2 separate regions of the Homo sapiens genome follow, and region 1 is linked to region 2. A link is an interaction called in ENCODE POLR2A ChIA-PET data of the cell type or tissue named here. Cell type or tissue: Caco-2. All regions are shown on one strand. Each heading gives the region's core, and the rest is flanking DNA. Links, peaks and the distances in the headings are about the cores only.

What was found. ChIA-PET counts read pairs that join two places held together with the same protein. Peaks named below come from ENCODE experiments on the same cell type or tissue, not always from the same donor. Only the 100,000 strongest peaks of a DNase experiment are listed, where the experiment ranks them.
Region 1: POLR2A ChIA-PET joins it to region 2 with 5 read pairs; 2 of 35 experiments call an interaction of 5 or more read pairs at or near these places.

Annotation. Positions count from the first base shown.
Region 1 is chr11:115,696,561-115,700,950 of GRCh38, reverse strand. The region is part of intron 2 of LINC02698 (long intergenic non-protein coding RNA 2698); the gene reads right to left. Among named protein-coding and RNA genes, the nearest start is that of LINC02698, 39 kb to the right of the region's middle. In Caco-2, for the core only: no CTCF peak of the experiment used is centred there; no DNase peak of the experiment used is centred there.
Region 2 is chr11:116,364,718-116,369,107 of GRCh38, reverse strand. The region is part of intron 1 of LOC107987166 (a long non-coding RNA gene); the gene reads left to right. Among named protein-coding and RNA genes, the nearest start is that of LINC02151, 130 kb to the left of the region's middle. RefSeq lists an enhancer at 1,312-2,049. In Caco-2, for the core only: no CTCF peak of the experiment used is centred there; a DNase peak (open chromatin) is centred at 1,897.

The sequences.
Region 1 (4,390 bases), core at 180-4,179, 670 kb after region 2:
CTCCTTTAAAAAAGAAAACCCTGGAAATAATTACTTCAGTCAGACATTATTTACTTAAGTAATTCTTTACTCAAACGTCTTTAGGCTTTATTTTACTAATACTACATAATTACGTAATTGTGTAATTAGGAAGAAATTAAATGACAAATGTTTGCTGAGAACAAATTGAAAAAAATAGATCCTTTATTTCCCTGAGTGTTCTCAGTTCAGTACATGACATCTTCTTCCCCCTCCTCCCGTTCTTCCCTCTGGTCTCCCCACCCTCTGAGGTCTCCCCACAGGGGGCATCTCGAGGGCTGACTCCCTGGACAAGTAACAGCAGGTGTGGCATCTTGAGCCTGAGGTAGATCTGAAATGTCTGTCAGCTAACCTGTGTGTCTCTCTATACTGCCTGACCTCCTCCTAGGTTGGGCACTGGAGTCAAGCTTTCTCTGGTTTGCTCTTTCTGTCTCTAAGAAGCCTGGGAGACCCATGAACTCCAACCCACAGCCATCCTAGGAAAGTGAGTACAGCAGCTAGCTAGCCCTAAGGACTATCTTCCCGTGGGCACTGGCCTATTCAGCATGTTCTGCAGACGTGCTTTCAGAGGCTGCCAGGTCCTCAGGCTGAAAGAAAAGAATGAGGGGTCCACCAGGTTGAAAGGGAGTTCAGTGTGGATCTGCTTCACCAACTTCACAGGAATCCATAGCGTCTGCCCCAAAAATCTACCCAAGAAGGAGGCACAGCATGCACCCCAGGACTAAGCTGCCGATGGAGAGGAACCTGTTCACATAGACCACCACGCCTCCCTCCCTCCTTCCTTTCTCCAACCTCAGAAGCTGTGGAAGCCAGTGGAGCTTCCTGTGGGTAAAAAATTCAATCAATCAACCACCCACCCAACACCCATGGAGCATGTCTTTTGTTCAAGTTCTGAGGGGGACACAAAAGAGCAGGCAGGCCACAGCTATGCTCATTAATACGTCAGCTGCTTGGAACTTGGCATGTAGAGCTGTGTTATTCACAGCAGAAAGTTTCCTAGGCCAGCCTGCCAAAAAAAAAAAAAAAAAAAAAAAATCACTACTAAATGTCCCCGGCATTCAGTACCAGAAAGGAAGAGTACTCTTGGGCACTCAAGACTGCTGAAGCTCACATCCTGTCTCCAACACTTGCAGGCTGTGGGCCTGGATGAGTGACTCCATCTTGCTATGCCTCCATTTTCTTGTCAGTAAAATGCGAACCATGAACATGCTACCAGATTCTTGTGAGGATTAAATGAATCTGTGCAGTGAGACACTCAGAAGAGCACCAAGTGTTCAATAAACAGCAATGATGGTCTTCAACGTGTCACTGCAAAAGCCAAGCCATACAGAATAGAAGGGTGCTGTGGGAAAGCGCCCCTGCCAGGAGGATGGCCAGTGCTGGAGGCTCCTCCCCACCTTCACCAGCCCCAACTGACTGTGACTTCGGAGCTCAGGGTAGGGCTGGCAGACGAAGAGTCTGGGAAAGACAAGAAAAGCAAAGGGACACCATGCCCAGGGGAAGGGGCATGGAGCCATGGGAGAGGGACTTCCTGAGACTGAACTGCCCAGAGAAACTTCTACTAGGGGCTTTTCACTTCGGGGGCCAATTGTAGAAAAGAACACAGTGTCCCCAGTCTGACAAACTTGAAAATACTTTCTGAAAAGGGAACGAGTATACACTGTTGGTGGGGATGCAAATTAGCTCAGCCCCTGTGGAAAGCAGTTTGGAGATCTCTCAAAGAACTAAAAATAGAATTACCATTTCACCTAGCAAGCGAACTGGGTCTATAACCAAAGGAATAGAAATTACTGGGTATATACCCAAATAAATAGGAATCGTTCTGCCAAAAAGACACCTGCGCTTGTATATTCATGGCAGCACATTCACAATAGGAAAGATGTGGAATCAACCCAGTTGCCCGTTAACAATGGATTGGATAAAGAAAATGTGGTACATCTACACCATGGAATACTACACAGCTATTAAAAAGAAGGAAATTAGATCCTTTGCAGCAACATGGATGCAGCTGGAGGTCACTCTCCGAAGTGAATTAACATAGAAACAGAAAACCAGATACCACATGTTCTCTCTTGTAACTGGGAGCTAAACATTGTGTACACATGAATACAAAGAAGGGAAAAATAAACATTGAGGATTCCAAAACAGGGGAGAGGTGGAGGGGAGTAAGGGTTGAAAAACTACCTTTTGGGTACTGTGTTCACTATTTGGGTGATGGGATCATTAGAAGCTTAAACCTGAGCACCATGCAATATACCCATGTAACAAACCTGCACATGTACCTCCTGAATCTGACATTTAACAATAAATACATTCTAAGAAAAAAGGAAAATACTTTCCGAGGTTAACTTTTCTTTTTTTCTGCACACCATGGAGAAACAAATAAGATATTAAAGCGACTACTTCCTCTGATGTCACTTTTCATTAGTTTCATAATGAAACTACAAAACAAAGAAACACACAAACCACAGACAAGTGCGAATGGTGGGTCTTGGGTATCCACTGAGGTGAAGCACTTCCCACTGAGGTGAAGGACCCAGGCTTCTGGCCATCTCAGGCTAGAGACAGGGCCTAGAGGAGGGGGTGAGGGCCACGATGGATACAGGCTGGGCACTCTGAGCCCTTTTGACAAGCAGGAGAAATGATGGGTCAAGGAATTTGACCTCCCTGCTCCCCAGTCCTCTCCATAGGAGAGAAAGCATGCACTTCGGAATTTGAATCCCGGCTTAACAAGCTTGGTATCTGACTGACCTTAGGCAAGCTGTTGGGCCTCAGTTTCCTCATTTATAAATCAGGTCTTATAAAATGATTAAATGATCTTTCACAAGACTGTTAAAAGGATTACATGGAATACTGCATTATAAAACACTTAGCTCAGGGCCCTGGCATATATTAAGAATGTAATAGATGGTAATTCATTTATTCATTATTATTATCATGATTATTTCATGGATCCACCACCAGTCCTGCTGCCATAGATCAGATCTTAGGGGGTGTCAAGTTTGGGAGCCTAGGGAAGGGGTGGGGTTTCAGGCCACTGCAAGCGACAATGAGGTCTATAGAAGTGAGGGGAGGGGAGACCAGGGAGAGAGCAGATGAAAGAAAATTTGAAGCAGCTGCAGAGGATAGGGCAGGTCCAAGCCCCATGTGTAGTCCCTGGCTAACCAGCCTGGGCCGCTGTCCCCATGCACTGCCCAGATGGAAGAGACAGTTGACTGGCTAACTGAGAGATCTCTGCCTGAGACAAACCCACCCACGAGGGAGAAATTCCAGCCACCTTCTTTCCAGCATCCTCCACAAAGTTTCTTATTTCCACAAGCCCCTTTGAGGTCTTTAACTTATAATCTAAGGGGGTAAAATTTGCTCATATTCTTTCAGAGGCTAGCCTCAGAGAACTGCATTTTTAAGATTTGCTGTCATAGGCCAGGCACGGTGGCTTACGCCTGTTATCCCAGCACTTTGGGAGGCCAAGGCAGGCAGATACTTGAGGTCAGGAGTCCGAGACCAGCCTGGACAACATGGTAAAACCACGTCTCTACTAAAAATACAAAAATTAGCTGAGCATGGTGGTGGGTGCCTGTAATCCTAGCTACTCTGGAGGCTGAGGCAGAAGAATTGCTTGAACCCAGGAGGCGGAGGTTGCAGTGAATAGAGATCGTGCCACTATACTCCAGCCTGGGCGACAGAGCGAGACTCCATCTCAAAAAAAAAAAAAAATTGCTGTTTTAGCCTTCAGTAAGCCTAGATGCCCACACCTCATCCCCCTACTCAGGCATGGTCTGGGTGTGCCCTACGTGATGTTAACCAGGGCGCTTGCTCTGGCCAGGCTTCCAAAGCTTGGGAATTTAATTAGCCAAGAGAAAGAGGTTCCTCCCAGTGAGGGGGCTTTGCTTCCTCGGATAATTTCCATGGCTCCTTCTGCAGCTGAGTTAGTTCTCACTGGTTTTCATTTTGCTCTGCTCTGCTCAAACTCTCTCAGTCACACTCTGCATTTGCTTTAAGACTGGGTTTGGTGTCCTGTCCAAGCTCTCCCAGCCTGGCCCTGATTTTGCCTTTGCTGCTGCCCCCGTGGTGAGTCAGCTGACTCCCAGAGGCCTCCTCAAACCCTGGCTGAGGGCCTTCTAATCTCACCTCTGTGTTCTCCTTTGCAGGCAGCTACAGGATCGGGATGGAGCAGCAAAAGAACTAGGAAAGCCAGAGTGAGAACAGCCACACCCCTTCTCTCTAGGTCCAGTTTCCATTTTAATTCAATGTGATGGATATTTATAGAGTGTCTAACACAGGAGGGCTCAGAACCAAGTGTGTGTGCGTGTGAGTGTGTGTGGGAGAGGGCGTGTGTGTGCCTTGGGAGGTTCTGTGATGGGATAGATGG
Region 2 (4,390 bases), core at 285-4,284:
CCTATCATGTGCTAATCTTCCTGAGGTTGACTGGGCCAGACCAGGGAGGTTCCACAAGGAGCCGGGTGGTGGGGAACAAACTCTGTGACACATGTCAGCTCAGCAGGGCTCCCCTGCACAGTGGGCTGCTAATAGCTGAGGAGCTGTAGACCTGTCTTCTTCCCTGGGATTAATTCATTACTCCAGCCCTACTCGGATTCCGTCAGGTTCAAACGTCAGAATTTAATATGAAGCTAATGAGTCAAATGCTCTCTCTATCTCTCCCTGTCTGGGGCTCACTCTCTTTCCCTTTTCTCTCTCTGCAAATCATTGCAGATGCCAGGGGTCATGTGGGTTGGAGCAGAGCTATGGCTGCCTGGGCCGCAGAGGGGCCTTCCTCCCCTTCTTTAGTGAACAGGAAACCTGCTCTCTTTACTGCACTTGTTTATCGTGAAGATCAAAGTGCTAGGATGATGGAAGCCCACTCCTGCTGGGGTTCCCTGAGTCAAAATCATGGGAACACACGGAGAAGTGAGGAGAACTGATAACAGGGAGAGCCTGATTCCTTGCACTTGGAATTGCTGCTCCTCATTAACCAACAACCGTTTCTGAGAACTCATTATGTGTTGGGTCCATGCTAGGCACTAAGGATACAAAGTTGAATGGGTTGATTGGTTCATGTTTTATAATAAATGTTTAGTGAATATGTAAAGAGGCAGTGGGGTATGGTTGTTAGAGTAGAAGGCTCTGGAACAAGACTTCTTAGGTTTGGATCTGCTGCTCACTGGTTGCATTAACTTAGGCAAGTTTTTTAGCCTCTTTGCCTCTATTTTCTCATCTGCAAAATACAGATAACAAAACAACATTTTCATGCAGTTGTTATGAACATTAAATGGGTTGATACAAGTAAAGCTAGCAAATACTAAATAAATTTAGTTATTGTTCCTATGTGGTAAGAACTTAGGGTTCCAGTTTCTTTTCTGTTTTTTTTTTTTTTTTTCTTTTTGAGATGGAGTTTCACTCTGGTTGCACAGGCTGGAGTGCAATGGTATGATCTTGGCTCACTGCAACCTCCGCCTCCTGGGTTCAAGTGATTCTCCTGCCTCAGCCTCCTGAGTAGCTGGGATTACAGGTGTGTACCACCAGGCCAGGCTAATTTTTGTATTTTTAGTAGAGACGGGGTTTCACCATGTTGGTCAGGCTGGTCTCAAACTCCTGACCTCAGATGATCCACGTGCCTTGGCCTCCCAAAGTGCTGGGATTATAGGCATGAGCCACTGCGCCCGGCCGGGTTCCAGTTTCTAAAATAGAATGAGCCAATATTGAATAGCAGCTTACCTTGTATCAGGCAATGTGATTTATACGCATTAACTTATTTAATCCTTACAATAACCTTATAAGGTAGGTCTCATTATCTTTATTACCGTTTTACACAGGAGAAAGCTGAGACTAAGGTCTGCTCTTGCTGAAGGGCACCCAGCTAGAAAACGATGGAGCTGGAATTTGATCTTTGCTCTGTTGGACTCTGAGTCTGGGCTTTTGGCCACAGTTTGATGTCTTGGGGAGACAGAACATCCATAATTACAGAAATAATATTATCTTGTAACACAGGTCCAAATACAGCACTGTGGGATCCACAGAGAATGATGTGGCTGTCTCTGTTGAGGGAGGTCAAAGAGGGTTTCCTGGTGGAGGTTGAGTAAACATTCCTTCAGTGTATGGAGTAGGGCAGGCAGGAAGCAGAAGGGCCGGTGAAAAGCAGGGTGCATTTGGGACCCTCTAACTAGAATGGCTGGAGGGAAGGTGAATGACGGGGAGTGCCCAGGATTGAGACTGGGAAGGCAGGTGGGGAATGCCTCACACAGGGTGCTGTTGACTGTGAATCAGACATAGGTATTCTGTGAGAACAATGGGAGGCCAGGAATGTGAGGCTGGGGAAGTTGCACAAGACATGCACTATGGAAAGCTCTTTCCCTGCTGAACTGTGGAATACAGATGAGGGCCTGGGAGGCCTGAGGCACGGAGGATGCTTAGGGCATTGCTGCAATTGCCAACTTGTTGCTGTAAACAGGATGACTCCACTCTCCATCCAGGAGACCAGAGGGTGAGTGTAAAAGGAAGAATGGGATTTACAGGTAAAAATGGAGGTCGTGTCTATTTCTGATCCTGGGAAGGAAACAGTGTGACCCAGCCAGGGAAAGAGGGTGTCAGCTCTCAAGACTGCCTGGAAGTAGATGAGTGAGATGTGGATGCACAAGGGGTGCAGAGCAAGTTTATCTGAGAAGAGAATAAGTTTTAACTGACATTTAGTGGTCAGCAAACCAAGCATGCATAGCCAGGGAGGCAGGCAGGTGAGAGGACTATTCCAGGTTCAAGTCAGGAGGGTCTTGAGTTGGAAGAAGGAAAGCCTCTGCTGGGTTAACACAGGAGGCACAGGCAGGGGCACAAGCAGAGGGCAGCGTCCCAGGCAAAATGTGCCCTGCTGGACAGAGCTGGCAGTGTCAGAGCAGCAGCTTCAGTCTAATGGAGGTAACTAGGGACCCAAATGGGAGACCAGACAGATTCAAGAAGGCACTGAGGATCCCATGGCACCTGGGAGAGGGCCAGCCTTTATCTGCTTGGAGAGAAATTCAAATATCTCTTAAGTATTCAGCAAAGAAAATCTTGAAATGGCAAGAGACCACCGCCTGGGGCCCTCAAAGGCTGTGCCCAGCAAGTCAATATTTTGCTAAGTGCTCAGTTTGCAACCAGAAACAATCACTCTGCAAACATATTTCTTTTTATAATTCTTGGTATTTTTCTCTTGTTTTCCTTGCAAAGTTTGTTTTCTTCACCCCTCTTCAATCCCATTTTGGGCATATTTGCAGATCTAAGAGGGAGAGCTATGCCTCCGTGGCTGGCTGGGGTAGCAGCCACAGTCTCAGTCAAGAAGAGCTAAAAGCAGGTATCTGGAACATGCAGAGAGGTGAGAGCAGGGCCTGTCGGGCCAAGTGAGGAGGGATTTTGGCCATTTTCCACTGTGGCCGTGCCTTTGTGATAGGTGGCATGTAGCTCTGATGGAAATAGTCAGGTGGCCCAAATAAATGGAGACCCACGAAGGCTTCCCTGATCCGTTCTTTTTAGAACAACCATAGCTGTTTAGCTAGAGCTATTCTAAAAAGCTCTGTGACTCATGCTTGGCCTTATGTTATAGTCATTCTTGCACATGGCTTGCTCTCTGTACTGGGCTGCAAGCTCCCTGAAGGCTTTGCTGCTGTCATACTGCTATTTTCAACATGGTGTGTTGGATCAGGGGTGGGTGGGTCCCAAGTTCAGGCTCCAGTCCCCAGAAAGGCAACACTTAAGAATGATCTCAACCAGAGATTCAAACTGTGTTGCAAGCCAGCCCATCAAAATGGGAATCTTGGAATAGGGTTCACCACAGAGACCCAGGGATTCTACCTGGGGCACTCAGGGTGAGGATGGGAGAGGGACCTGGAGATTGGGCAGAAGGCAGAGGCACCTTGCTAGAGCCAAGAAAGAGGTAAGAGATTACTTTCCATCTCTATCACCCAGGTCACTGCAATAACCTCCAAAGTTGTATCTACTCTTCAGTCCAGTGGTCCCCAACTTTTTGGCACCAGGGACTGGTCTCGTGGAAGACAGTTTTTCTACAGACCATGGCCAGTGGAAGACAGTTTTTCCCACGCACCAGAGTGCATTACATTTATTGTGCACTTTATTTCTCTTATTATTATATTGCAATACATAATGAAATAATTATACAACTCACCATAATGTAGAATCAGTGGGAGCCCTGAGCTTGTTTTCCAGCAACTAGATGGTCCCATCTGGGGGTGATGGGAGACAGTGACAGATCATCAGGCATTAGATTCTCATAAGGAGCTCACAACCCAGATCCCTCACATGTGCAGTTCACAATAGCGTTTGCACTCCTATGAGCATGTAATGCCGCCACTGATCTCACAGGAGGAGGAGCTCAGGTGGTAATGCAAGCAATGGGGAGTGGCTGTAAATACAGATGAAGCTTTGTTTGCTCACCCGCCGCTCACCTCCTGTTGTGTGGCTTGGTTCCTAACAGACCATAGACTGATACTGGTCCCCCAGGGGTTGGGGTCCCCTGCTTTAGCCTGTCCCTGCTTCCAGTTATCAGCCAGTTGACCATCACTCTGTATCCCTCTCCATTTCAAAATCCTTCAATGACTTCCCATGGCCTCAGAGAAAAGCCCAGACTCCAAAGCCCTAGTTGACTCAATTTTCCACTCTCTGCTCCCTCCACCCATGCAACATTTGCTGTTCAAGACTGTAGCTTATTTATAACCTTCCCCCAACTTAATGTACTTTACAATTTCCTGCCTGGACACCTTTTCAGAGGCCTCATCCTGTTTTTGCATACGAACACCTACAGCCA